Linked DNA regions of Homo sapiens: all the other regions are linked to region 2. A link is an interaction called in ENCODE POLR2A ChIA-PET data of the cell type or tissue named here. Cell type or tissue: OCI-LY7. All regions are shown on one strand.

Region 1 (8,000 bases), 100 kb after region 2:
GCTTCCCAGGTTCAAGTGATCCTCCTACCTCAGCCTCCTGAGTAGCTGGGAATACAGGCGTGTGCCACCACGCCCGGATAATTTTTTTTTTTTTTTTTTGAGAAGGAGTTTCGCTATTGTTGCCCAGGCTGGAGGGCAATGCCACAATCTCAGCTCACCGCAACCTCCACCTCCCGGATACAAGCAGTTCTCCTGCCTCAGCCTCCTGAGTAGCTGGGATTACACGCTTGCACCACCACACCTGGACAATTTTGTATTTTTAGTAGCGATGGGTTTCTCCATGTTGGTCAGGCTGGTCTCAAACTCCCGACCTCTGGTGATCCACCTGCCTTGGCCTTCCAAGTGCTGGGATTACAGGTGTGAGTCACTGCGCCTGGCCCATGCCCGGATAATTTTTGTACTTTTAGTAGAGGTGGAGTTTCACCATGTTGGCCAGGCTGGTCTCGAACTCATGACCTCAGGTGATCTGCCCGCATCAGCCTTCCAAAGTGCTGGGATTACAGGCATGAGCTACCAGGCCTGGCCTCAATATTCTTTATATGGCATGTTTGTTTGAATACGGTTATGTGCTGCATCATGATGTTATGGTCAATGACAAACCATATATGAGGGTCATCCTGTAAGATTATAATGGAGTTGGAAAATTCCCATCGCCTAGTATTTACTATATTATACAGAAGTCCTCATTTTAATGTTGATAGGTTCTTGAAAATCCCGACTTTAAGTGAAATGACATGTAATGAAACCAATTTTATCATAGGCTAATTAATATAAACAAGTGTTAAGTTCCTAAGGCATAGTTCTGGTCATGAAAACCACCAAACCTCTAAATAAAGACCTAAAACACTTCCTTTTTTTTTTTTTTTTTTTTTGAGATGTAGTCTTGCTCTGTTGCCCAGGCTGGAGTGCAGTGGCGCGATCTCAGCTCACTGAAACCTCTGCCTCCCTGGTTCAAGCGATTCTCCTGCCTCAGCCTCCGAGTAGCTGGAACTACAGATGCCCGCCATCACGCCCGGCTAATTTTAGTATTTATTTATCTATTTTTTAGTAGAGATGGGGTTTCACCATGTTGGCCAGGCTGGTCTTGAACGCCTGACCTCAAGCGATCCACTCGACTCAGCCTCCCAAAGTGCTAGGATTATAGGTGTGAGCCACCGCGCCCGGCCCCTAAAACACTTCTAATATCAAACACTGAAATAAATGTGAACTATACACACATTTAAGAAAGATTAATAAAAACAAGATAATGTATCCAATTTTTGGTCAATCAGTGAGCTATGGCAGTCATCATGGTGGTGGGTTACTTCAGGGAATACATGTTTGTAAAGCAAAAATTTTAAGGAGCACCTCCTACCAACATGTAGTTCAGAAACAATAACAAATAGGAGGGCTTGTTTTTTGTTTTTTGAGATGGAGTCTTGCTCTGTCACCAGGCTGGAGTGCAGTGGTGGCACGATCTCGGCTCACTGCAACCCCCACCTCCCAGATCAAGTGAGTCTCCTGCCTCAGCCTCCCAAGTAGCTGGGACTACAGGCACACACACCCACGCCCAGCTAATTTTGGTATTTTTAGTAGAGATGGGGTTTCACCATGTTGGCCAGGATGGTCCCGATCTCTTGACCTCGTGATCCACACACCTCCGCCTCCCAAAGTGCTGAAATCATAGGTGTGAGTCACTGCACCTAGCCTTTTTTGTTTTTTTTTGAGACAGGGTCTTCGCCCTGTTGCCCAGGCTGGAGTGCAGTGGCATGACCACATCTCGCTGCAGCCCTGACCTCCTGGGCTAAAGCGATCCTCTCACTTCAGTCTCCTGTGTAGCTGTGACCATAGGTGTGTGCCACCATGCCTGGCAATTTTTTTTTTCTGTAGAGACGAGGTCTCCCTATGTTGCTCAGGCTGGTCTTGAATTCCTGGTCTCAAGTGATCCTCCTATCTTGGCCTCCCAAAGTGCTGGGATTACAAGCATGAACCACCACACCTGGCCCATTCATTCATTCCTTTTTTTTTTTTTTGAGACATAGTTTCATTCTGTTTCCCAGGCTGGAGTACAGTGGCGCAACCTCAGCTCACTGCAACCTCCATCTCTCTCTGGGTCCAAGTGGTTCTTGTGCTTCAACCTCCCGAGTAGCTGGGATTACAGGTGCATGCCACCATGCCTGGCTAAATTTTGTATTTTTAGTAGAGGATGGGGTTTCACTATCTCTACTGGCCAGGCTGGTCTCAAACTCCTTACCTCAAGTGATCCACCCGCCTCAGCCTCCCAAAGTGCTGGGATTACGGTGTGAGCCACCATGCCTGGCTATTCATTCATTTTTCTTTTTTTTTTTTTTGAGATGGAGTCTTGCTCTGTCGTCCAGGCTGGAGTGCAGTGGCGTGATCTCAGCCCACTGCAAGCTCCGCCTCCCGGGTTCATGCTATTCTCCTGCCTCAGCCTCCCAAGTAGCTGGGACTACAGGTGCCCGCCATCACGCCTGGCTAATTTATTTATTTATTTTTTGTATTTTTAGTAGAAATGGGGTTTTACCGTGTTAGCTAGGATGGTCTCGATCACCTGACCTCGTGATCTGCCCGCCTCGGCCTCCCAAAGTGTTGGGATTACAGGCGTGAGCCACCACACCCGTCCTATTCATTCATTTTTCAATCTGCTTATTCTAGTTCAGGGTTGCAGGTGGCTGGAGCCCATCCTAGCAGCTCAGGGCACCAGGTCGTTATCCACCCTGGCCAGGATGCCATCTCACTGCAGGGCACCCTCACACCCACACTCACTCAGACTGGGACCACTAAGACATGTCAATGAACCTAACAGGCACAGCTCTGAGATGTCGGAGGAAGTCAGAGTGCCCAGAGAAAACTCATGCAGATATATGGAGAATGCACAAACTAAACAGACAGTGGCCCTGGCCGGGAACTGATTTTTTTTTCTCCTTCTCTTTTTTTTTTTTTTTTTGAGACAGAGTCTCACTCTGTCACCCAGGCTGGAGTGCAGTGGCACGATGTTGGCTCACTGCAACCTCCATCTCCTGGGTTCCGCACCACTGCACCCGGCTAATATATGTATTTATTTAGCTGGGACTACAGGCCCGCACCACCGCACGCTTGCTTGGTTGCTTATTTATTTAAGACAGAGTCTCATTCTGTTATTTACTTACTTACTTATTTATTTATTTCAGAGTCTCTTTCTGTCCCCCAGGCTGGAGTTCAGTGGCACGATTATTTATTTATGACAGAGTGTCTTTCTGTCCCCCAGGCTGGAGTTCAGTGGCAAGATCTCGGCTCACTGCAACCTCTGCCTCCTGGGTTGAAGCGATTCTCGTGCCTCAGCCTCCCGAGTGGCTGGGATTACAGGCACGCACCACCATGCCTGGCTTTTTGTACTTTTAGTAGAGACAGGGTTTCACCATGTTGCCCAGGCCGGTTCAAACTCTTAAGCACAGGCAATCCACCTGCCTTGGCCTCCCGAAGTGCTAGGATTACAGGTGGGAGCCACTGTGCCTGGCAATTTTTTTATTTTTAGTAGAGACAGGGCTTCACCATGTTGGCCAGGCTGGTCTTGAACTCCTGACCTCAGGTGATCCACCCACCTCAGCCTCCCAAAGTGCTGGGATCACAGGCGTGAGCCACTGAGCCCAGCCTGATTTTTTTTTCTCATCAATATTATAACGAAACGACATTTAAGCTAAGTGTTATTACAAAAAAGTCAAGAAGTTAAAACTTAAAGAACTCCTGAGCTCAAATGATCCGCCTACCTTGGCCTAGGTGTTGGGATTGATTACAGGCATGAGCCACCATGCCTGTCCCCCCATTTTTTTTTTTTGAGGCAGAGTCTTGCTCTGTCGCCCAAGCTGGAATGCAATGGCATAATCTCAGCTCACTGCAACCTCTACCTCCTGGGTTCAAGCGATTCTCCTGCCTCAGCCTCCCGAGTAGCTGGGACTACAGGTGCACGCCACCACGCCTGGCTAATTTTTGCATTTTTAGCAGAGACTGGGTTTTGCCATGTTGGCTAGGCTGGTCTCTAACTCCTGACCTCAGGTGATCCGCCTGCCTCGGCCTCCCAAAGTGCTGGGATTACAGGCGTGAGCCACCATGCCTGGCCCCAAAAATTAAAAAAAAAAAAAAAATTTAATGTGCCTGTAGAGTCCCAGGTACTTGGGAGGTCGAGGTGGGAGGATTGTCTTGAGTCTAGGAGGTCACGACTACAATGAACTGTGGTCATGCCACTGCACTCTAGCCTAGGTGATTCAGCAAGACCCAGTATCAAAAAAAAAAAAAAATTAATGTAGCCTCAGTATGCAGTGTTTACAAAGTGTACAGTAATGTCCTAGGCTTTCACATTCACTCACCACTCACTCACTGACTTACCCAGAGAAACTGAGTTTCATTCATGATAAATGCCCTATACAGGTGTACCATTTTTTTATACCCTACTTTTACTGTACCTTTTCTATGTTTAGATATACAAATATGATTGTGTTATAATCACCTACAATAGTCAGTACGGTAACATGCTGTACAGGTTTGTAGTTCAGGAGCAATAGACTATACCATATAGCCTATGTGTGTAAGAACCATCTAGGTTTGTGTAAATACACTCTATGATGTATGTTCACATGACAAAGTGACCTAACAATGCATCTCTTGGGATGGATCCTCTTTGCTAAATGACGCATGATTGCATCTTTTTTTTTTTTTTTTGAGACACAGTCTTGCTCTGTCGCCCAGGCTGGAGTGCAGTGGTGCAATCTTGGCTCACTGCAAGCTCCGCCTCCCGGGTTCACACCATTCTCCTGCCTCAGCCTCCCAAGTAGCTGGGACTACAGGCACCCGCCACCATGCCTGGCTAATTTTTTGTATTTTAATTAGAGACAGGGTTTCACCTGTTAGCCAGGATGGTCTCCATCTCCTGACCTCGTGATCCGCCCACCTCGGCCTCCCAAAGTGCTGGGATTACAGGCGTGAGCCACCATGCCCGGCCGATTGTATCTTTTTTTCCCCACTATGTCTTGCCCAGGCTGGAGTGCAGTGGTTTGATCTCGGCTCACTGCAGCCTCCGCCTCCCAGGTTCAAGCGATTCTCCTATCTCAGCCTCATGAGTAGCTGGGACAACAGGTGTTTGCCACTACACTTGGCTAATTTTGCATTTTTAGTAGAGAAAGGGTTTCACCATGTTGGCCAGGCTGGCATATCTTTTCTTATTTCTCAGAATAATTTTTTTTTTTTGAGACAGAATCTCACTCTGTTGCCCAGGCTGGAGTGCAGTGGTACGATCTCGGCTCACTGCAACCTCCACCTCCCAGGTTCAAGCGATTCTCCTGCCTCAGCCTTCTGAGTAGCTGGAATTACAGGCACGTGCCACCATGCTCGGCTAATTTTTTGTATTTTTAGTAGAGATGGGGTTTCACCATGTTGGCTAGGCTGGTCTAGAACTCTTGACCTCAGGTGATCCGCCCACCTCAGCCTCCCAAAATGCTGGGATTACAGGTGTGAGCAATCCTGCCCGGCCTGCTATATTCTCTTTAATATGAAAACAGACTTTTATTTTTTTTAAAGGCTCATGGCTGTATATATTTATTTTGGGACAAGCATAGTAAAAGGAGAAATGTTCCCAACTAATCTTGATTTTTAAGAGTATCGCCACATTAAAATCAACTTTAAAAGAAACAAAAACAACATTCTGTAAGCATTAAACTTAAATGGAAGCATATCCCTCAAAATAACTGACCTACGTTCTTCAAAAATGTGATGATCAAGTGACACAAAGAGAGCCTAGGGAACTGTTCCAGATATAAGATTACAGTCCATGCATGGTTCTCGATTACATTCTGTATTAACAAAAAAAATTGCTAGGAAGAGTATTATTGGAATATGTGATGAAACTTGAATATGAACTGTCAACTACAGAACAGTATTACATCAGTGTTACAAATTTCTGATTTTGCTCTCTGTACTGTGGTTAAGTAAGAGTATCCTAGCTTTTAGGAAATACAATGAAATATTTAGGAACTAAGGAGCACAGTGTCTCCAACTTATTTTCAAGTGGTTCAGGAAAAAAAAGTATTTATATTTTATTTTCTTGAGACAAGATCTTGCTCTGTCACCCAGGCTGGAGTGCAGTGGAATGATCATAGCTCATTGCAGCCTTGACTGCCCAGGCTCAAGCAATCGTCCCACCTCAGCCGCCCAAGGAGCTGGGGCTACAGGTGCATGCCACCACACCCAGCTAATTAATTTTTTTTTTAGAGACGGGGGTCTTACTTTGCAGCCCAGGTTGGTCTCGAACTCCTGGCGGCTTCAAGCCATCTGCCCGTCTCAGCCTCCCAAAGTATTAGGATTACAGGCATGAGCCACCACGCCTGGCCAAAATGTATGTATGTATGTATGTATGTATGTATGTATGTATGCATGCATGCATGTATGTATTTATTTCAGACGAAGTCTCACTCTGTCACCAGGCTGGAATACAGTGGCGCAATCTCGGCTCACTGCAGCCTCCGCCTCCTGGGTTCAAGTGATTCTCCTGCCTCAGCCTCCCAAGTGGCTGGGACTACAGGCGTGTGCCACCAGCCCAGCTAATTTTTGTATTTTTAGTAGAGACGGGGTTTCACCATGTTGGCCAGGCTGGTCTCGATCTCTCGATCTTGTGATCTGCCCGCCTTGGCCTCCCAAAGTGCTGGGATTACAGGTGTGAGCCACTGTGCTCGGCCAAAATGTATTTATAAAGAGAAAATAAAAGCAAACAGGATGAAAGGTAAATAACTGCTAGATTTGCAAATAAGCTATATGGGAGCTCCTTGTACTAGTCTTGTAATTTTTGTGTAAACTTGAAATTACAAGAGAATAAAAATTTACACACACAAAAAAAAGAATAAAAAAATTTACCACCACCAATTTTCTTTCCCAGAAAAATAAATACAAGCCAATAATGCCTAATATATAGATTTTTACGTCTGTTCAGGGAAATATAGCTTCATGGCCTTATGTAGTCAATTATACTGTAAAAACCCTAATTTTTGGGGACCATTGTGTTTCAATAAGAACAAAAGGTTTACCAGGGCTACTAGTGACAGTTAAGAGCAGAGACTGGGCTGGGCGCAGTGGCTCACATCTGTAATCCCAGCACTTTGGGAGGCTAAGGTGGGCGCATCACAAGGTCAGGAGATTGAGGCCATCCTGGCTAACACGGTCAAACCCCGTCTCTATTAAAAATACAAAAAAACTTAGCTGGGCATGGTGGCATGTGCCTGTAGTCCCAGCTACTCAGGAGGCTGAGGCAGGAGAATCGCTTGAACCCAGGAGGCGGAGGTTGCAGTAAGCCGAGACTCCAGCTGGAGGCTGAGGTGGGTGGATTGCTTGAGTCTAGGCGTTCAAGACAGCCTGGCCAACATGGTGAGACCCCGTCTCTAAAAATATAAAAAAAAAGAAAAAACAAAAAAATAAAAAAGAAGAGCAGAGACTATCCACATGTTTTGTTTTTTCATTATCATCTCTATGAATGGCTGGTTGCTCAATGCTCACATACGGTTGTGTGTCAGTATATGTGAACTGCTGATACTAATATGAGCTTACTGTAAAAAGTGTAACTTCCATGTGTTAGATAGAAGATTTGAGAAATGTATACAGGAGTAAGCCAACATTCTATAACATCTTAGTTCTGAGAGAAGATAAAGAGAATATCAATGTGGTACTTAGGGTTGGCCAACTATACCCCTATTTAGCCTATGCCTGGTTTTGTAAATAAAGTTTTACTGGAACGCAGGCACAAGCATTCATTTACCACACATTGCACACGGCTGTTTCTCAGAATTGCATAGCTGTCACAGCGAGCACAAGGTTCACAGGGCCAAAAATATTTATAAACTGGCCTTTTACCAAAAAAAGTTTGCTGATTCCTGTCCTAGATAATAGCAAACTTGTAACCTGTCTAAATTCTTTTTTTTTGTGGCAGGGTCTCACTCTGTAGCCCAGGCTGGAGTGCACCAGTGTGATCTCGGCTCACTGCA
Region 2 (8,000 bases):
AGCTTGGAAGCCAGTAAAGTAAAAGTTATGAAATTAAGCATGTTAGAACTAAGGCAATATGACTGAGAAACATCAATGAAAAAGAAAAAATAACGAACTAAGGCATTATCACGGGAATAACAAAGAAGATATAGACATGAGAACTGTTTAAAGGTTTTAATTAGTAGGACATTGGATTAACTGTAGAGTTGGGAGTTAAAGGAAAAGGTAGATGAATTTGCAGCTTGTGCAGCTGGTGGCATCTACCAGGATTAGAGGTCTGGGAGATGAGCTCTCTGAGTTTCAGGTGCCTGGGCACTATCAAGTGGAAAAGTTGAGCAGGATGTTGGGTCTGTGGTTGGGAGTTCAGGAGAGTCCTCTGGCTGGGCTATAGTTTTGTCTGTCTTCAGGACATAGCTGGTGGTCAAAGCCATGAAAACATGTTGCTTTAGTTTAGTAGTTCTCAACCTAAGGCAATTTTCCCACCACCCCACCTCACGTCCCCAGGGAACATTTGGCAATGTCTAGGGACATTTACCACTACGCAGAGGAGTGATCATGCTGCTAAATATTCCACAGTGCACAGGACAGCCAACAACAAAGAATTATCCAAGGCCAGGCATGGTGGCTCAGGCCTGTAATCCCAGCACTTTGGGAGGCTGAGACAGGAGGATCACTTGAGACTAGGAGTTGGAGACCAGCCTGGGCAACAGAGTGAGACCCTGTCTCTACAAGAAAACAAATTTTTTTTTTTTGAGACAGAGTGTCACTCTGTTGCCCAGGCTGGAGTGCAGTGGTGCCACCTCGGTTCACTGCAACCTCCACCTCCCGCATTCAGGTGATTCTCCTGCCTCAACCTCCTGAGTAGCTGGGATTACAGGCGTGCACCACCAAGCCCAGCTAATTTTTGTATTTTTAGTAGAGACGGGGTTTCACCACGTTGGCCAGGCTGGTCTCGAACTCCTGACCTCGTGATCCACCTGCCTCAAGTCTCCCAAAGTGCTGGGATTACAAACGTGAGCCACTGCGCCTGGCCAAGAAAATTTTTTAATTAGTTGGGCATAGTGGCATGCACCCGTAGTCCCAGCTACTTGGTAGGCTGAGGTGGGAGGATGGCTTAACCCCAAGAAGTCGAGGCTGCAGTGTGCCATGGTCACGTCACTGCACTCCAGCCTGAGCAACAGAGCTGAGACCCTGTCTCAAAGGAAAAAAAAGTATTATCCGACTCAAAATGTCAGTAATGCCAAAGTTAAGAAACCCTGCTTTGGTTGCATATACTTATTTCTTTGCATCAAACAAGCTTGATGATGACTGCATCATAGCATCTTCTCTCCCTTTCGTTGGCTCTGTTTTTTTTTTTTTTTTTTTGACACAGTATGTCAAAAAAAGAGACCCTGTTTGTTGCCCAGGCTGAAGTGCAGTAGCGTGATCTCAGCTCACTGCAACCTCCACCTCCTGGGTTCAAGCATATCTCCTACTTCAGCCTCCCCACGCAGCTGGGGCCACAGGTGCGTGCCACCACACTCTGCTAATTTTTTTTTTGTATTTTTAGTAGAGACGGGGTTTTACCATGTTAGCCAGGCTGGTCTCAAACTCCTGACTTCAAGTGATCCGCCCACCACGGCCTCCCAAAGTGCTGGGATTACAGGCGTGAGCCACCATGCCCGGCCTTCTTGGCTCTGTCATTAGGAACTATGGTCTTGAGATTTTGTTTGCTTTGGTCAATGTATGTGGATGTGTATGTATATACAAATAAGCACACACATATAATCCAATTTTGTTTCTATGAATTTCCTGTAGTCATGGTGACATAATGATAATGCTTTCACACTTGTCCTTGGGATTTCATGAACTAAAGAGAAAAGTTGGATTGGTATTTATTTCTAGACATGCCAGACATGAGGCATGTGGTATTCAGAGCTTTATAGATTTGGAACCAGAGAATGATTGGCTCATTCTTCCTGCTGTGTTTCATTCAATGTATGGTACTCACACCAGAACAACTTTATACTTCATTCATCTAGAATTTCAGTGCTATTTGCCAAAATCATTAGGCCTCAGACCAAAGGGTGAATATTTAAAGTACCCCACTTCGGCCAGGCACAGTGGTTCATGCCTATAATCCCAGCACTTTGGGAGGCCGAGGCAGGTGGATCACTTGAGGTCAGGAGTTCAAGACCAGCCTGGCCAACATGGCAAAACACTGTCTCTACAAAAATACAAAGATTAGCTGGGTGTGATGGTGTGCTCCTGTAATCCCAGCTACTCAGGAGGCTAAAGCAGGAGAATTAGCTTGAACCCGGGAGGCAGAGGTTGTGGTGAGCCGAGATCGTGCTATTGCACTCCAACCTGGGCAACAAGAGCAAAACTCTGTCTCCAAAAAAAAAAAAGTCATCTGGCATAAATGGGGTGGGTAACAGAGAGGAGCCCTGCAGCTTCCAAGCACAAAGTTGTGAATATGGAAGAAGAAAAAAATCAAAAAAGACATTTCAATAGAGGTCAACTTTGGCCGGGCATGGTGGCTCACACCTGTAATCCCAGCACTTTGGGAGGCCAAGGTGGACGGATCCCACCTCCCGAGTAGCTGGGATTACAGGCACGTGCTACCACGCCCGGCTAATTTTTGTATTTTTAGAGAAATGAGGTTTCACCATGTTGGCCAGGCTGGTCTGGAACTCCTGACCTGGTGATCCACCCACCTCGGCCTCTCAAAGTGCTGGGATTACAGGTGTGAGCCACCATGCTGGGCCAAAAGCAACTTTTGTAGATTGTGGTTTAGACTGCTGCATAGTCAGTCCTCAGCCTCTGTCTGTGCCAACGGCAGAAGGGCTTTTGTTAGTTTATTCTCTTTGACTTGAGAGTGCATTTTTGCTCCAATTCTGACTGTGTCCTATTCTAAGACTTGGAACCTCATTGGGCAGAGCTGCCCAGGAGGAGCAGGACCCACATGCAGCCTCCCTGTGCCCTGTCTGCCTGCGTTGGCCTGGTGCCCTCTCAAGAGAGCTGTTAGCAGTGCAATTTCACATCCTTATCTTACCTCATCCTTCAGAGGTCATGAATGTTTTTGTTTAAAAAGCTTTGTTGATGGCTAAAGCAGGGCAGATTGAGAGGAAGAGGAAGCACAATATCTAATTTCAGAGGGGAGAAGTCACAAGGCAGACTTCCTGCCCATGTATGTTCTTTGTAAGTCAACAGAAAGTGAGGAAAATTGGCATTTTTAATGTTTACCCTTTTTATTTCAGTTTGCTGGCTTTTGACTTTAATTCCTCAGATTGTTTTATATACAATTTTCTCTTTCTCCTATTAACATCTGAAATATTATAAGGAGATTAGAATAAAGATCTTTAGTCCTGTTCTTAAAAGTCTGAAATATTTTGTAGGTCAAAGCAACTTCTTCATATCTTTTGGGATCTAAGTTTTGTAAAAGAAGAGCGAGTGGGCCAGGTACAGTGGCTCACACCTGTAATCCCAGCACTTTGGGAGGCCAAGGCGGGCGGATCACGAGGTCAGGAGTTCGAGACCAGCCTGGCCAATATGGTGAAACCCCATCTCTACTAAAAATATAAAAATTAGCTGGGCGTGGTGGTGCGTGCCTGTAGTCCCGGCTACTCAGGAGGCTGAGGCAAAAGAATCACTTGAACCCAAGAGGCAGGGATTGCAGTGAGCCGAGATTACGCCACTGCACTCCAGCCTGGGCAACAGAGTGAGACTCCATCTCAAAAAAAAAAAATGGAGACCAGCCTGACCAACATGGCGAAACCCCATCTCTACTAAAAATACAAAAATTAGCCGGGCGTGGTGGCATGCGCCTGTAGTCCTAGCTAGTCAGGAGGCTGAGGCAAAAGAATCACTTGAAGCAGAGAGGTGGAGGTTGCAGTGAGCCGAGATCACGCCACTGCACTCCAGCCTGGGCAACAGAGGGAGACTCCACCTCAAATAAAAAAGAGCGAGCCATATACTACTTTTTTATATTTTTTATTTGGTATTTCTAGTGATGATGTGGTGATAAGAGGTCTATCACTAAAAGCTGCCTGAGAAGTAGAAATTTTTTTTTTTGAGACGGAGTTTTGCTCTTGTCGCCCAGGCTGGAGTACAATGGTGCGATCTCAGCTCACTGCAACCTCTGCCTCCTGGGTTCAAGTGATTCTCCTGCCTCAGCCTCCCAAATAGCTGAGATTACAGGTGTCTGCCACCATGCCCAGCTAATTTTGTATTTTTAGTAGAGACAGGGTTTTTCCATGTTGGCCAGGCTGGTCTCGAACTCCCGACCTCATGTGATCCGCCCTCCTTGGCCTCCCAAAGTGCTGGGATTATAGGCATGAGCCACCACGCCCGGCCCCCAGATTTTTTTTTCATAACTTCTACTTCCTTTTAAGTGTCATTAAAATATCTCAGAAAACCAGAAACATTATTTGATATCTGCCAAATACTTTCAGATAAAATACAGTCTTTAAAAGAGTGACAAGGCCGGGTGTGGTGGCTCACGCCTGTAATCCAGCACTTTGGGAGACTGAGACAGGCGAATCACAAGGTCAGGAGTTCGAGACCTACTTGGCCAAAATGGCAAAATCCCGTCTCTACTAAAAATACAAAAATTAGCTGGGTGTGGTGGCCGGTGCCTGTAATCCCAGCTACTTGGGAGACTAAGGCAGGAGAATCTCTTGAACCCGGGAGGTGGAGGTTGCAGTGAGCCGAGATTGTACCACTGCATTCCAGCCTGAGTGACAGATCGAGACCTCATCTCAAAAAAAAAAAAAAAAGTATGACTTAAGAATACCTGATATAATAATAGCTAACATTTATTAAGCCCTTACTCTGTTCCATGTAGTATTTTCATTTTACATTTATACACATGCTTAAACCTTGAAACTCCCTTTGAAGTGTATGTCTTACAAAATATTTAAATATTTTCCTTTTACTGATGAGCAAACTTTTTACAAACTTTTTTGTTGTTGTTGTTGTTGAGACAAGGTCTTGCTCTGTCACCCAGGCTGGAGGGCAGTGGTGCGGTCTTGGCTCGCTGCAGCCTCAACCTCCCAGGCTCAAGTGATCCTCCCGCCTCTGCTCCCTGAGTAGCTGGGACTACAGGAACGTGCCACCAGGCCTAGCTAATTTTTTTTTTTTTTTGTAGAAACAGGGTTTCACCATGTTGCCCAGGCTGGTTTTGAACTCCTGAGCTCAAGCGATGTACCCACCTCAGCCTCCCAAGGTAGAGGGTTACAAGACTGAGCCACTACACCCGGCCCTTTCATTAATTTTTCACAGTCGACTGTGTGAATAAAAATTGCTTCATGCAGAAGCTGGATTTTAAAATAAAAAATAAATAAATAAATAAAATTACTGGCCAGGTACGGTGGCTCACACCTGTAATCCCAGCACTTTAGGAGGCCAAGGCGGACAGATCACCTGAATGAGGTGATCTCATTCAAAAGTAGCTGGGTGCGGTGGCACACACCTGTAAATTCCAGCTACTCGGGAGGCTGAGGCAGGAGAATCGCTTGAACCCAGAGGCAGAGGTTGCAGTGAGCCAAGATCGCGCCGTTGCACTCCAGCCTGGGCAACAGGACGAAACTCTGTCTCAAAAAAAAAAAAAAAAACAAGCATTAATGATTCTAAACTCTGATGTGTAGTTAAGAATAGATTTAAGAATAAATTTGGTTGGGCATGGTGACTCACACCTGTAATCCCAGCACTTTGGGAGGCCGAGGCAGGTGAATCACCTGAGGTCAGGAGTTTGAGACCAGCTTGACCAATATGGTGAAAGCCCATCTCTGCTGAAAATACCAAAATTGGCCAGGCATGGTGGCGTGCACCTGTAGTCCCAGCTACTCGGAAGGCTGAGGCAGGAGAATCGCTTGAACCTAGTGAAGTGAGATCACGCCACTGCACAGCCTGGGCATAGAGTGAGACTCCGTCTCAAAAAAAAAAAAAAAAAAGAATAGATTTGTATGACCAAATGAAAATATTTGTTAAAATAAAAGTAGTAGCACATCTTGAATTACTTTTTGAACCTGAGTATTTCATAACATATAATGTTTAATACGAATTATAGGAAAATATCAGTGTAAATGAGCCATAACTTTTTTCAGATTTTAGTAAAATACTATAGATACATAACATAAAATTTACCATTTTAGCCATTTTTAAGTATATATTTCTGTGGCATTAAGTACATTCACATTGTTGTGCAACCATCACCACTACTCATCTCCAGAACTTTTGCATCTTCCCAAACTGAAACTCTGTCCCCATTAAACACAAACTGCCCATTCCTTCTTCCCTACCCCTGGCAACCACCATTCTACTTTCTGTCTCTATGCTTTGCCTATTCTAGGTACCTCATACAAGTAGAATCATACAATATTTGTGGGATATAACTTTTTTTTTTTTTGAGACGGAGTTTTGGTCTTGATGTCCAGGCTAGAGTGCAATGGCGTGGTCTTGGCTCACTGCAACCTCTGCCTCCCAGGTTCAAGTGATTCTCCTGCCTGAGCCTCCTAAGTAGCTGGGATTACAGGTGCCTGCCACCACACCTGTTTTTCTTTTTCTTTTTATTTTTTTTTTTTTGAGACGAGGTCTCACTCTTGTTCCCTAGGCTGGAGTGCAGTGGTTTGATCTCAGCTCACTGCAACCTCCTCTTCCCGGGTTCAAGCGATTCTCCTGCCTCAGTGTCCCAAGTAGCTGGGATTACAGGCAACTGCCACCACACCTGGCTAAGTTTTGTATTTTTAGTAGAGATGGTGTTTCACCATATTGGCCAGGCTAGTCTCAAACTCCTGACCTCAGGTGATCCACCCGCCTCGGCCTCCCAAAGTGCTGAGATTACAGGCATGAGCCACCACGCCTGGCCTATAATTTCCTTAAGAGACTATTTTCCTTCTTTTTCTAATAATTCCTTTAGCTTAGCTTTCTATAGTTACCAACCTATTTGAGATTTCCATTAGGGCCTTTATTAAAAAATAATATAATATTATCGTAATAGAGATAATGTCATAAAGAAAAACCAAATTAATTTAAGCTTCTAAATACTTCTAAATATCCTAGTACCATTTCAATAAATGATTTTCCAAAATCCTCATATTTTGTTTTATAAGCTCTTTATTATGCCATTTAAAATTTTTCTCTTTGCTCTCACTTGAGAATAAATAGAATTCATTTTAGTTCTTACTATAAGTCAGAAACATAACCACATTTCAATTAAAGAATAGTTAGATTTCAGTGATCCAAAGATTCCTTAGCCCTTATTTCTACTAATTAGAAAGTAATGTTGCTAATGAAACTTTTGGAGGTATCCTAGGTAGAGCACACCTCATGCCCTCAAAAAAAGGAGAGTTTGGCTGAGCGTGGTAGCTTGTGCCTGTAATCCCAGCACTTTGGGAGGCCAAGGTGGGTGGATCACCAGGTCAGGAGTTTGAGACCAGCCTGGCCAACATGGTGAAACCCATCTCTACTAAACATACAAAAAATTAGCCGGGTATGGTGGTGTACATCTGTAATCCCAGCTACTTGGGAAGCTGAGGCAGGAGAATCTCTTGAACCCGGGAGGCGGAGCTTGCAGTGAGCCGAGATCATGCCATCACACTCCAGCCTGGGCCACAGGGCGAGACTCTGTCTCAAAAAAAAAAAAAAAAAAAAAAAAAGGACAGTTTGTTACTTTCTTTCAAGTGAGGGTACTTGAAATTATTTCTTTTTCTAAAGGTTTAATCTTCTAAGAATTAGGAAACTTCTGAGAGTATCTAAACATATAACAGTGAATTCGTTTTGTGAAGTTCATACCCCACCTCATTTATTTATTGTGTTCCTTTATATACTGAGCTTTCTTTCACAAAAGATTTTTCTTAAACAAAGGATATGCTAAGAATAGGAAGCTGACAATTGCTCCCATTATGCAAATGTGAGGAAAATTCCTCCTCTGCTGGGCGCTGTGGCTCACGCCTGTAATCCCAGCACTTTGGGAGGCGGAGGCGGGCAGATCACAAGGTCAGGAGTTTGAGACCAGCCTGACCAACATGGTGAAACCC
Region 3 (8,000 bases), 59 kb before region 2:
TTGGCAGAACCTTTCCCCTTTTTATTTATTAATAGGCCTTTCCAAATCTCTTTGCTTTAATTATCCATATCATCCATCTATAGGGAACATTGTTATGGTTGGCAAGAACTCGAGTCTTAATGCTGAAATACTTTTTTTGGTTTGAGACAGGGTCTGCCTTGTCACCCAGACTGACATGGTGGAGTGGCATGATCACGGCTCACTATAACCTCCACCCCCTGGGCATAAGCCATCCCCCCACCTCAGTCTTCCAAGTAGCTGGGGACTACAGGTGCCCACCACCACACCTGGCTAAGTTTTGTATTTTTTGTAGAGATGGCGTTTGGCCATGTTGCTCAGACTGGTCTTGAACTCCTGAGCTCAAGTGATCCACCCACCTCAGCCTGAATCATACTTAAAAACAATTTTTTTTGGCCGGGTGCAGTGGCTCACACCTGTATTCCCAGCACTTTGGGAGACCAAGGCGGGCAGATCATGAGGTCAGGAGATTGAGACCATCCTGGCTAACACAGTGAAACCCTGTCTCTACTAAAAATACAAAAAGTTAGCCAGGCGTCATGGCGGGCGCCTGTAGTCCCAGCTACTTAGGAGGCTGAGGCAGGAGAATGACGTGAACCCGGCAGGCGGAGCTTGCAGTGCGCTGAGATCGTGCCACTGCACTCCATCCTGGGTGACAGAGCGAGACTCCGTCTCAAAAAAAAAAAATTTTTTTTTAAGAGTTGGAATATTGCTACATCACCCAGGCTAGAGTGCAGTCACTTTTCACAGGCTTGATCACAGAACACTATAGCCTTGAAACCCTGAGCTCAAGTGGTCCTTCTGCCTCTCAAGTAGCTGGGGCTACAGGTGTGTCCCAGTGTGCTTGGCTGAATTACACTTTGTTATGACTGTCAAAGCAGCTCTGTAGTTATATTTAATTTAGTGAATCATCAGCTGTCAGATGAAGACAACTATATAGAAGACTCAGTGAGAAATAAAAGGCAAATATCAGTGTCCTTAATCAAGGAGCTCACAATTCAGTGAGAAAGACAGAGATAAGTGAATCACTCATACAAGGCAGATTATTCCAACTGATAATAGCTGCAAATGCAGTGTCTTGGGAATGTGAGGACAAGATTAAATCTAACTGAAAGAGGGCCGTGCAGGGCGGCTCACGCCTGTAATCCCAGCACTTTGGGAGGCTGAGGTGGGCAGATCACCTGAGGTCAGGAGTTCGATACCAGCCTGGCCAACATGGCAAAACCCCATCTCTACTGATAATATAAAAATTAGCTGGGCATGGTGGTGGGCTACTTGGGAGGCTGAGGCAGGAGAATTGTTTGAACCTAGGAGGTGGAGGTTGCAGTGAGCTGAGATCGCGCTGTTGCACTCCAGCCTGGGTGACAAGACTGAAACTCTGTCTCAAAACAAAAACAAAAACAAACTCTAACTGAAAGAATCTGGAAAAGAAGCGGCATTCAAATGTTAAGATTTCTTTTTTCTTTTTTTTTTTTTCCCCATATGGGATGCTTCACAAATTTCCATGTCATCCTTGCACAGGGGCCATGCTAATCTTTGTATCATTCCAATTTTAGTATATGTGCTGCCAAGGCCAGCACCAAATGTTAAGATTTAAACTGAGCTTTAAGGGAATGAGGAGAAGGACTTTCACAATAGACAGCATCTTTGAGCAAAGAGATTGGGAATAGTTAACAGAGGTGAAAGTGCTAGGGCAGGAATGAATTTTCTTTACAATGCCCCTCTTTAAAAAGTAAAACAATTATTGGCATAGAATTTTAAGCATGGCATATTTAAATTTATTTTCTTTCCAGGATTCAAAAGATTCTTCTCTTTTGGAGAGTGATATGAAACGGAAAGGCAAGCTAAAGAATAAAGGAAGCAAAAGGAAGAAAGAAGATCTTCAGGAAGTAGATGGAGAAATTGAAGCTGTCCTGCAAAAGAAAGGTAAGGTGTGAGTCTTGTTGGTGGCAGTGGTCATGTTTGCAGTGAGAGAAGCATCATTCTGTCCCAAGCTATTTTGCTTGAGGGACCTTCTATGTGCAGAAATGTTTACCAGGAAATATTTCTATATTTAATGGACCTTTGTTTACTTAAAGACTATTCATTATAATTATGAGTTACTACTGAATCATTAATCTTTTCATCTCCTCATTTTTGTTTACCAGCTAAAGCCAGGGGGTTAGAATTCCAGATCTCCAACGTGAAGTTTGAAGATGTGGGAGGCAATGATATGACATTAAAAGTTAGTGCAAATTCTGAATTTTACCTCAAATGGATATATTACTAATCAGTTATGAGGAAAAAGCCTACCTCTTTGTTTCTAATATGATCTGGGTGTAGAAAAGGAAACTGGGAAGGTTGAGAAGGGCAAACCTGACCTGTACCCTTTAGGGCATTGCAGGAGAAAAGATGCATACTATTTTGAACTTTTCTATTATTTTAATTATAGTATATATAAGATCCATGCTTTATAAGTAATATTGTCTTAGCAATACTAATAGTAATGGTAACTTTATTTTTATTTATTTTTTATTTTATTTTATTTATTTATTTTGAGAAGGAGTGTAGCTCTGTCACCAGGCTGGAGTGCAGTGGCGCGATCTTGGCTCACTGCAACCTCCGCCTCCCAGGTTCAAGAGATTCTTCTGCCTCAGCCACCCGAGTAGTTGGGTTTACAGGCATGTGCCACCACGCCCAGCTAATTTTTGTATTTTTAGTAGAGACAGGGCTTCACCATGTTGGCCAGGATGGTCTTGATCTCCTGACTTCGTGATCTGCCCACCTCAGCCTCCCAAAGTGCTGGGATTACAGGCGTGAGCCACCATGCCTGGCCGTAATGGTAACTTTATTTTTAATGCCTACTCTTTTTCATCTGCCATGCTAGTTAACTTTGCATTACATCCTCAAGGTATATAATGTTACAGCTTAGGAAATAGCTCCTCAGAGAGGTTATTGCTGAAATCACACAGTAGGTACCAGAGCCAGGATTCAAAGTCTGATCTAAGTCTAAGGTGTATATTCTACCTATCTACTCCATTTCACTGCTCCGAAAAATAGGACATTTCATTCTACTTTGATTGTTCTGTCTTGAAAGACATCTTTGTGCTTATCCTCTGCTAGGAGGTCTGCAAGATGCTCATACACATGCGTCACCCGGAGGTGTACCACCACCTGGGCGTCGTGCCCCCTCGTGGAGTTCTCCTTCATGGACCACCAGGCTGTGGGAAGACATTACTTGCACATGCAATTGCTGGGGTGAGGCTTGCTGACATTTGTTTGCTTTTGCTGTTTTTGTTGTTATTATTTGTTTTTGTTTTTTCTCTTTGGTCAACTTAAACCAGACATGGCATTCTTCAGGAAGAGAACATAGTCATTGGAACTGATCCCTTTGTTATCATGCTGGTATTATTTGTGGAATTTATTCATTTAGTTTATTTATTGTTTCTCACGAGCAACTTGAGGGATTTTTTTTTTTAATGTATGTAATTGTTTATATGGCAAGAGTTAGATAAAAAGTAAAATAATACAGTTTTTTTTTTTTTGGAGACAGAGTCTCACTCTGTCACCCAGGCTGGAATGCAGTGTCGTGATCTTGGCTTACTGCAACCTCCGCCTCCCGGGTTCAAGCAATTCTCCTGCCTCAGCCTCCCCAGTAGCTGGGACTACAGGCATACGCCACCACGCCCGGCTGATTTTTTGTATTATAGTAGAGACGGGGTTTCACCCTCTTGCCCAGGCTGGTCTTGAGCTCCTGAGGTCAGGCAGTCCACTTGCCTCAGCCTCCCAAAGTGCTAGGATTACAGGTGTGAGTCATCGCACCCGGCCATAATAATACGGTTTTAAACAAACCTTTTTATTAACACATAGCTTACATTTTAGTTACTTTGCTTTCCCTTTAACCCAATAGTTATTTCAGTTTACTTATTTTTTTGAGACAGAGTTTCACTGTCACCCAGGCTGGAGTGCAATGGTGCAATCATGGCTCACTACAGCCTCAACTTCCCAGGCTCAAGTGGTCCTCCCACCTCAGCCTCCCGAGTAACTGGAAACACAGACACATACCACCACGCCCAGCTTATGTTTTTGTTTTTTTGTAGAGACGAAGCCCACTATGTTGCCTGGCTGGTCTTAAACTCCTGGCCTCAAGCAGTCCTCCTGTCTCAGTCTTCCAAAGTGCTGGGATTACAGGCATGGGCCACTGCACCTGCCCTCCCAGTGGTTCTAAGGAGCAGTAAAATAAGAAAACTAGGGTTATATTATTTTTCATATAGCTAAATTTATTCAAAATTTTTATTTAGAGTCATGTTCTTATACTTTTTAGTTTTAAAATAATTCTTTCTAAAATGGTAATAATAGACACTTACTTTGAGAAATTAAAAGTTAGCAATCTTATTTTAACCCTCTCAGATTTTTCAGAAACTGTAGGGGACAGTAATGTAAAATATCCGAGTAACTTCGATTAGAAAAATAGCATGCTCGCCGGGCGCAGTGGCTCATGCCTGTAATCCCAGCACTTTGGGAGGCCGAGGCATGTGGATCACCTGAGGTCGGGAGTTCAAGACCAGCCTGACCAACATGGAGAAACCCCCATCTCTACTAAAAATACAAAATTAGCCGGGTGTGGTGGCGCATGCCTGCAATCCCAGCTACTTGGGGGCTAAGGCAGGAGAATCACTTGAACCTGGAGGCGGAGGTCGCGGTGAGCCAAGATCATGCCATTGCACTCCAGCTTGGGCAACAAGAGCCAGACTCTATCTCAAAAAAAAAAGAAAAAAGAAAAATAGCATGTTATACCAAGCGCTAATACAATAATGTTCTATGAAAGAAAATCATTTGTAAAGGGGGACTTGATTGGTTTGCTTCATTTTTGTTTAATAATTCCATTACATGACTGACTACTGCATGCCAGACTTTGGAATATAGTGTTAAGTACCACAATCGTAGTTCTAATATGAGAGAGACATTAAACAGTCATTCATATAAATAAATGCTGTACATAATAATGACTATAATAAATGGAAGACAAGAAGAAGTGCAAAATGGTATGTGGTATGTTAGGATTCCCAAATTAGAGTTGGGTTCAAGGAAGGTATGGTTGAGGAAGTGAAATTTCAAGATAAGCACAAGAATGGGAGAACAGTAGTCTCTCTTCTCTCTTTTTTTTTTTTTTTTTTTTTTTGAAACAGATTTTCTCTCTGTTGCCCAGGCTGAGTGCAGTGGCATGATCACAGCTCACTGCAGCTTTGACTTCTCAGGCTCAAATGATCCTCCTGCCTCAGCCTCACAGGTAACTGGGACTGCAGGCATGCATCAGCATGCCTGGCTAATTTATTATTTTTTTAGAGGTGGGGTCTCACTGTGTTGCCCAGGCTGGTCTCAAACTCCTCTCAAAGTGCTGGGATTACAGGCATGGGCGTCCACACCTGGCCTCTTCTTAAAGAGTCTCCCTCCTCTGACTAGTAACTGGCTACTCTCTGGGTTAGGATTTGGAGAAATACTAGCAGAATGTGTGGGAAACATCTGTGTCACAACCCTTGCTATTTTCTCCTTAGCAGATGGGTAAGAATTGTTTTGATAGGCCAGGAATGGTCACTCCTGTATCCCCAGCACTTTGGGAGGCTGAATTGGGAGGATGGCTTGAGGCCAGGAGTTTGGGACCAGCCTGGGCAACATAGTGAGACACAGTCTCTCCAAAAAAAACGAAGAATTGCTTTGGCTCAGCCCTAAGTGGGGATAACATACCTCTTGAAAGTCAAGACCCTTTATTCAGAAAAGATAATAGAATTTTATAGTGACATGTATAAAATAAAAACAAGTTGAAGGTATCCACTTAAATGTGTTTGCATGAAACCGTTGATTTTTTTTTTTTTTGAGATGGAGTTTTGCTCTTGTTGCCCAGGCTGGAGTGCAATGGCGCGATCTCGGCTCACTACAACCTCCGCCTCCCAGGTTCAAGCAATTCTTCTGCCTCAGCCTTCCCAAGTAGCTGGGATTATAGGCATGCACCACCATGCATGGCTAATTTTTGTATTTTTAGTAAAAATGGGGTTTCTCCATGTTGGTCAGGGTGGTCTCGAACTCCTGACCTCAGGTGATCCGCCCACCTCAGCCTCCCAAAGTAGTGGGATTATAGGCCTGAGCCACCATGCCCGGCCAAAACCATTGATTTTCAAATAGTGTTTTTCACTGGGCCAACATAAAAAGATGAAGTTCCTCAGGAAACTAGCTATTTAAAAAATTTGAGGGGACTGGATAAGAAAAAGTAGGGAAATTAAAATTTGAATATTTGGTTATTCTTTTATGTGTCTGCATAGGAACTTGACCTGCCAATTTTGAAAGTGGCTGCTCCAGAGATTGTGTCTGGAGTATCCGGAGAGTCTGAGCAGAAGCTGAGAGAACTATTTGAGCAAGCTGTGGTGAGTCAGTTAATGACTAATGCCAGGTGGTCAGACGCTACCAGCTTATATTAAAGATCCTGCTTTTTCTGATGCTAGTATTTGTTAACCCACTCACTGGCCATTCTTTTATTAATATAAACATGGTAATTTGCTATGCATGATGGCTAAATATTTAAAGTAGATTTAGTGATACCAGCTGTTGGATAAATAACCCTTTTCATTTGAAATCAAACATAAATGTAATTGGTGAGAAATTCTGGGCCGTCATACCCTGTAGTCATATGTTGAAAATATATTATCCTTATGATATTTTCCACTCACTTTTACTTTCCTCAACTTAAGTTTGGCCAAAAAAAACTTGTAAGCAATGTAAAAATTGTTATTTAGGCTATTATAAAAGCAACCATAAAAATACCAGAATAAATTCTGTCATTCCTTACTAGTAAACTAGGGCAATAATAATACCCAAATCTCACGTGGCTATTGAGAGTATTAAATGAGAGAATTCTTATAAAACCTTCGATATGGTGCCTTGCACACAGCACAAGCCCTGTAAATATTAGCTGTAAGATTATTCACACTTGAACAAATATCACTGTGTTTAAAACTAAAAAATGGTGAAAAGTTTATGTCATTATTAGCAATGACAATATATAGTAGCTGATGAATATCCAATACAACTGTTAGAAGCCTGTGTGAAATTAGAAGAGAAATTATATTTAAGCAGTAATTGAGAAAAAAAAAACATTTTAAATAACAAGAATGGGTAGGCCATCTACTTAGTTATGGTGCGGGCTGACGTTGAAAAAGCTGTGGGCAACACTAGGAGGATAAAGAGAAAAAAGGTGGAAAGGGCAGAGTGCAGAGCAAAGCTGAACTTTCTCAGGTGCTACCTGTTTTCCAAAACGCGGTGGATTCCATTGTTAAATTGGCACGCATAGCCAGAGACAAGTAGTAAATTTTGTGCGTATGGTAAACACGATGAATAAGGATAAGAGGCAAATGGCATCTTTAGGTTGTTAGTTCTGTGTTTAAACCTCTCACTAAACCAGTACTGAGCCAGTACAGTACCTCACAGTAGATGCTCAGTAAATATGTGGCCTAGCACCCCGCTTTTCCTGGTCCCCTCTTCGCTAATGAGAATGAGTCCAGTAAAGCATGTGGATCAGGAAACAAAAAGGTGAAATCCAATCAAGTGATACTTGGTTGAAAACTATGCTTTCTTTAGGCCACATTCTGATGACCATCATTTATTCTTTTTTTTCCCCCATTCAACTTTCCAGGTCACTGACAAGTACTGATGTGCTTGTTTTCTGGTGCTTTTGGCCTCTGTAATTTTACTCCTTTGTAACTGGGTAATATATCTAGCAGTCATAGGCGTCTTTTGCAAACATTGTCATAAGGATGATTAGGGAAGAGATCCAGCTAGCGATAAGCTAAATATCTTTCCCTTTAAGATGTGGTTGTTCCCATGGTTTTGAGATGCCTTAAGCGACGCTGACAGCCTTACTTAGCATAATCACTGTCACTCCTAACCATTGAGTAACTGATTGAGTAAAATGATTTAGATTGTAAATCTAGATAATTTTCTTCAATTTTTTT

The links. ChIA-PET counts read pairs that join two places held together with the same protein. Peaks named below come from ENCODE experiments on the same cell type or tissue, not always from the same donor. Only the 100,000 strongest peaks of a DNase experiment are listed, where the experiment ranks them.
Region 1: POLR2A ChIA-PET joins it to region 2 with 5 read pairs; 5 of 35 experiments call an interaction of 5 or more read pairs at or near these places.
Region 3: POLR2A ChIA-PET joins it to region 2 with 5 read pairs; 9 of 35 experiments call an interaction of 5 or more read pairs at or near these places.

The regions. Positions count from the first base shown.
Region 1 is chr1:224,138,166-224,146,165 of GRCh38, reverse strand. The region is part of intron 3 of FBXO28 (F-box protein 28); the gene reads right to left. It overlaps LOC124903813 (UPF0764 protein C16orf89-like), which reads left to right and starts at 3,221. Exons shown (of 3, transcript XM_047436340.1): 1 at 3,221-3,364; 2 at 3,484-3,585. The coding sequence starts at 3,221. RefSeq lists an enhancer at 274-775. In OCI-LY7, no CTCF peak of the experiment used is centred here; no DNase peak of the experiment used is centred here.
Region 2 is chr1:224,240,403-224,248,402 of GRCh38, reverse strand. All of the region lies in intron 19 of NVL (nuclear VCP like), which reads left to right. Among named protein-coding and RNA genes, the nearest start is that of MIR320B2, 13 kb to the left of the region's middle. RefSeq lists an enhancer at 2,700-2,749. In OCI-LY7, a CTCF peak has its summit at 2,953; a DNase peak (open chromatin) is centred at 3,032; H3K4me3 peaks cover 801 bases; H3K27ac peaks cover 2,050 bases.
Region 3 is chr1:224,298,978-224,306,977 of GRCh38, reverse strand. It overlaps NVL (nuclear VCP like), which reads left to right. Exons shown (of 23, transcript NM_002533.4): 7 at 1,812-1,944; 8 at 2,166-2,242; 9 at 3,121-3,255; 10 at 6,315-6,416. It also overlaps the pseudogene RNU6-1008P. Among named protein-coding and RNA genes, the nearest start is that of NVL, 27 kb to the left of the region's middle. In OCI-LY7, no CTCF peak of the experiment used is centred here; no DNase peak of the experiment used is centred here.